Linked DNA regions of Mus musculus: region 2 is linked to region 1. The links are chromatin contacts, found by Hi-C or POLR2A ChIA-PET in ENCODE. All regions are on one chromosome and are shown on one strand. Each heading gives the region's core, a stretch centred on a gene start or an enhancer-like site at or near the end of the contact. The rest is flanking DNA. Distances are from core to core; before and after follow the strand shown.

Region 1 (2,699 bases), core at 149-2,648:
TTTATTTTGGAGATGAAATCTTGCTATCTTGTCTAGGCAGGTTTGAAACGCCAGAGTCAGTGACTGAAGACAGCTTTCTGCCTCAGGTTGCTGTCTAAAACAGTCCTCAGTGTCCCCCTTCAAAAAGTAAGTATTTTCCAATCTTGCTTACCTAAGTAAGATTTCTTTTTTTGTTTGTTTGTTTTTTTTTGTTTTGTTTTGTTGTTGTTGTTGTTGTTTTTTTTTTTTTTTTGAGACAGGGTTTCTCTGTATAGTCTTGGCTGTCCTGGAACTCAATTTGTAGACCAGGCTGGCCTTGAACTCAGAAATCCGCCTGTCTCTGCCTCCCAAGTGCTGAGATTAAAGGCACGCGCCACCACCGCCCGGCCCTCTAAGTGTTTCTTAATCCTGTGTTGTGTATCAACATCTAAACTTCCTCAAAAACAAACAAACAAAAAACAAACAAACAAAAGCCAACTTATTTATCATTTGCCTCCAAATTTAGGTGTTTTTTACACCAAAAAGGAAAAATACTCGGATCCCCAGCACAGGAGTCGGGGGTGAGAATTAAAATAGGATTTTAATGGTCCTGAGTGAGTTTTATAGAAGCATTTTTTTAAAAGCCTCCAAACTTCTTGAGATGCCTGTCGTCGAAGCAGAAAATGTAAATCTAGAGGCATTTTTTTCCTGTTGGATTCTAGATAACTCATCCTATTATGGAGAGCCTTGTCCAAGGTAAAAGCCAAGCAAGTATTTCACTTTTATCTGCTTTTCAAAGTAGACTATGAAGTACCAAGTACCTGTCCTAGGTTTAGGTCCGCTGGACCAACTGGCTTCTCACGAGCTAAAGGAAAACAGGAGTTGAGTAACGCGGCGACAAATACATCGATGAAGGTCCCACCCCTTCAACCTCTCCAACCCCGGACATAACAGCAAGAAACTAAAATCTAAATCCTAGGATTTAGCAGTGCCTTAAGTACCTAGAGTACCCGAGAGATGAAACTTCTGACCCTGACACTTGTCCTCTCTGGTTGTGATCCCTCGGGCAGGATGGATGGATTGAGTGACTCACTTGGAGCCAGCCTTCCCCAGAAGGCAAACTAGGTCTGACGCTATGCTCTGAAACTCTGTCCCTTTGGTGGGCTCAGGAACCGCGACGCCTAGGAGCCAACCTCTCCCGAGTCAGTCGGCGTCCGCCCTCAGAAATCCTCCAGCACCAGCGTCTTGCCCCGGCCCCCGCGCTCCAAACGAGTGAAGGCCAGAGGAAAACTGGAAGTCCCGCCCCGGGGTGCGGCTAAGGCTGGACGAAACCACTGCGTGGCGTGCTGGGGGCGCAGCCCCTCTCGGCCCTGTGCGCGGACTCCGCTCTAGGGACTCGGCCCGGCGCCTCTATCTCTGGCGTGTCCCCTGCCGTGCATGGTGTGGCCCAGGGTCGCTGATCACGCGTTGGGGTGCGGCCTGCTGCTGGTGGAGGTGGTCCCTGCTGCAGCTGCTGCTAGAGTCCCTCGGAGCGGCGCTTGCAGCTGGGAAGATGCGGGGCCAAAGTCTTCTCACCTGGGTCCTAGCCGCGGCAGTCACCTGCGCCCAGGCACAGGATGTGCCGCCGGTGGGTGAGCTCCAGCCGAGGCACAGATGGGGGTGCAGGCGCGGGCTCAGGGGGAGGTGGGCGCAGCTGTGGCGGGGCGGGTGAGGGACACCTGCTCGCGGTCTGTATCTTCCGTGAGGCGTCGGGGGAACTCTGGTTCGGTCCCGCGGAGTATGGGTGCAAATGTGGCTTGTGAACCCCGGGCTAAGTGGCTTTGCTGCTGTATGGACCGAGTACACATTTTAGGGAAGTTCTAACTTTCAAGAACAACTGTGTAGGATTCACGCATTCTCCAATCTTATATTTGAGATTACCAGCTACTGTAGGCGGAACTCTCCAGAGAAAAAGCTAACGATTGACTGGTGGCCGTAGTATTTTCTGCCTGGTTACCTAGTGCTTTTTCCTGAAGAAACCATCGCAGGAAGCTATGGGTCACATGCAGTCTTAGCCCAGATGATGGGAACCCACCCCCACCCCGCCCCCCTAAGAAGGCTGTACTGGCTGTGGCCTTCACGCCCAGGCATGGAATGTCTGTCTGTACCGTGGTGCTGCTCGACCAAGTCACAATGCCACAGACTTTATATATCCGCAAGAGACTGTGAGGAACTAACATGATTCTTGTATTTACTAGAAGAGGAAGTATAGCCCTGGAGTGAAAAATGTAGCCAGAGGTCACATCGTTGTTCCCAGAAACATTTCTAAGTTCAGCCTCTAGGTCAAAGCCCGACAGCGACATTTCATAGATCGATTCTATAAAGGCTATAGAATTGAAGACTGTTTTGTTGCCAGATTTGATAACTAGGAACCTGGATGCACCTTACCTGTGCCAGATGACAAGAATTTTGAAAAGAGGCAAGACATTGGAAATGGGAGCAGCAGGAGTTCTTTTAATTTTATTCCTAGAAGGAGAAATGCTTTTTTGAATTTGAGAGAGAGAGAGAGAGAGAGAAAATTAGCCAGCCACTAGAATAGATACTTAGTAGATAAAAGTAGAATGCACATCAGGGCAGAGGGTGGCACACGCCTTTAAATCCCAGCACTTGGGAGATAGAGGTAGGCGAATGTTCTAGGACAACAATGGACACAGAGAAACCTTGTCTGAAAAACACCACACAACACAAAGTAGAATGCAGAA
Region 2 (2,699 bases), core at 148-2,647, 42 kb before region 1:
CTTGCAAAAGTGTTTCCTGTATGAGGTTGTGGGCAGTTTCTGTGCAAGGTTGGAGTTCAGGCAGTATCTTTGTGATAGTTTTGTCAAAAATATCTTCTATTTGCTAGATGTAATCGCCATCTCAGAGGCTTGCTGCTGAATAAACTCACCCTTTCCACTCCTTTCTAAATTCTGGCTGGCTGATTCAGCTAATCTATTCTGGCTTCAACTCCTCTCCAAGCTGACTGATTTTCATCTGGCTTCTCTCCGTGTCTCCTGAGTTGCTCTGCTTGCCCTCAAACTAACTCTGGTAATCTATTCTAATCTTCTGGCTTCTCATTCTCTGGCTTTAACTGCCTCTGCTGACCTTCACTGAACTGCAGGAGCTCATGAAGGAACTCACTCAACTCCACTGTACTGTACTCGCCACTCTGACTCCCCACTGACTGACAAGCGCTAAAGACTGAACTTGCCCCTGACCTGAATAGCTTCTCTCTCTTGTGCCACTCAGATGAGCGTTGAGCATATTCTGTCAAATCTCCCTCTGATTCACCACTTTGTTTGCCCCTCAATTAGACATCGTTGTTTAGGATTAAAGGTGTGTACTAAGTGTGTGTCTGGATTCCAGCCAGATCACACAGACCTAGAATATCTTTGCACGTCATCCCTTGCCAGAGCTGCCATCAATCATTCCTTCAAAAGTGTTTTATATTTGTCAAGTGTTGACAAAGCCATTCCATTTTTTGATTCTAACAGCATTCATGTTTCTTTCACAAAAACCAAAGATCACACAGAAGCTGTATCAGCGGTGCATTGTTTGTAATGGAAGGGAGTTATAACATTGCGGGGAAGATTGGAGGAGGCAAAAGGAATACGCACTTGGCTGGATCAAGACTACAGGGAAAGACAGTATTCGGTGTGGAGACCAAAGTCTCTTCAGCACTTGCGATAGAAACCAGTAGTTAGCAACTATACATTGTATCATTCCTCAATTGTTTCTTGTGTGTTACTCATACACAATACACGAGTAAAACATGTACAACACAACTAACAACTCTGGAGCCAGAGTCGTTGATAAAGTTGCCCGAAGCCAAGGCTGTGACCCACGCCTCCACAGAACACACATCTCGGTTTCTCTGTGCAGGCCCAGTCTGGCGGGTTGCCGGGTACTTGGTGCGATGTCCGCTGCAAAGAGAGTGGGCAGATAGATTTGATCCTTTCAACATCTGGCTCATCCAATCCAGGTATGGTCTTTACAACCTCGGCAGCAGGAAACTGTTGGATACCTTCGCTTCCACCAGGGGGCGTCTCTATAAGTTTTGCCTGGTTTGGGGGGGAAAAAAAACCGCGAACATCCGGGACTTCGCCGCAGGAACGCTGACGTGATTGGACCCTCCACGGCCGCCGTAGTGCATCGGAAGCAGTAAACAGGAAGCCGGAGAATCGTAGCCTTGGGTTGAAGAAGACCGAGAGTTCCTCGGGGACTCGCTCAGCTCCGGCCGTTAGAGCCACTTCCTCCTCCTCCCAGTCCTACGGAAGCTCTGCCAGAGGCTGCCACTTCAGCGAGCCGGGCCATGGCCGAATATTCCTATGTAAAGTCCACCAAACTCGTGCTCAAGGGCACTAAAGCCAAGAGGTGAGGCGGCGCTCGGGAGGGAGGCGCGGTTCTCAGTGCATCCATCCCCGGGGCTCAAGGGACGGGGTAGCCAAGCCACCCAGGACACTCAGACCTGCGTGGACAGCCTCCCCGACACTTCTTAGCTGACGCTGCGTGGCCGGGGATCCCCCGAAACGGAGAGACCAGGAGTCCTACTTTTGCCCCCCCCCCCAGGCCTCCCCCTGCCTGCCTTGATAACTTGCTTTAAGGAAAGTTTTTTTTTCCACCGGTCTTTCCTGCAAATGGAAAAAGCAAGCGGACAAACAAAAACGCCCTGATTCTCTGCAGTGTAATATGTAGGGGGCAGGCAAAGCTGCATCATAGTGTGAGTCGGGACCTTGAATTCGCACCGGTGATGGGTTGATGGTTCGTTTGCTGATTTATTAGACGCTGGTTCTTGTTCCTCGAGACTATAAAAAAGAGTTATGAGAACTGAATGAGACAGCCAACTCAGAATATAACAGCCAAGTGGAGGCATGTGGGTGTGATTTATAGTTAGCCCTATAGAGAAAGATATCTTGCCCGATCCTATTTCCGTCCTCTTGAAGGATCTAGCCAAAGTTGAACACTTTATTTCCTGTATCACCGCTGAAGCAGTTTCAACAGGTACTTGTCAGCGAGCTTCGTGCTGAATGAGCTCGGAGCTTTATCCTGACCGAATCTGAAACTGTTTAAAATTTAGAATTTGCTTCTGAAGATGTTGTCGATAAAATACAAAGAAGTTAAGACAGCAGTTATTAAAACCTATGTAGTGCTTTCCATGTTTCCATGATTGGTTCTTTGTTTTTTTGAGACAAGGTTTCTCTGTGTAGTCCTGGAACTTAACTCTGTAGACTAGGATAGCCATGAACTCAGACACTCACCTGCCTCACCTCCCCCACCCCACCAACCCCCAAGTGCTGGGATTAAAGGCTTGGGCTGCAACCACAGCAAGGCTCAGAATTTGTTGTAAGCACTCTGAATAATCACTTTTCCCCTAAGATCTCTCCTCGTGTTTCCATTTATGGAGCTGTAATTCATAAGCCATAAACTCCTTTTAAAGTGTACAGCTAGTGGGGTTTAG

The links. Hi-C counts contacts between places; a loop is a spot of excess contacts on that map. ChIA-PET counts read pairs that join two places held with the same protein, here RNA polymerase II (POLR2A).
Region 2: a map of heart shows a loop between it and region 1 (2.7-fold over the local background). The contact joins the promoter of Frg1 here to the promoter of Asah1 in region 1. A Hi-C loop is called at or near these places in 7 of 37 maps with a recorded cell type or tissue (adrenal gland, gastrocnemius, heart and 1 more). POLR2A ChIA-PET finds 5 or more read pairs at or near these places in 3 of 5 experiments (Patski and embryonic stem cell).

Annotation. Positions count from the first base shown.
Region 1 is chr8:41,373,396-41,376,094 of GRCm38, reverse strand. Asah1 (N-acylsphingosine amidohydrolase 1) reads left to right here and starts at 1,398. Exons shown (of 14, transcript NM_019734.3): 1 at 1,398-1,585. The coding sequence starts at 1,511.
Region 2 is chr8:41,415,816-41,418,514 of GRCm38, reverse strand. It overlaps Frg1 (FSHD region gene 1), which reads left to right and starts at 1,397. Exons shown (of 9, transcript NM_013522.3): 1 at 1,397-1,615. The coding sequence starts at 1,554. It overlaps Gm50494 (a long non-coding RNA gene), which reads right to left and starts at 1,389. Exons shown (of 2, transcript XR_003947538.1): 1 at 1,266-1,389; 2 at 780-1,164.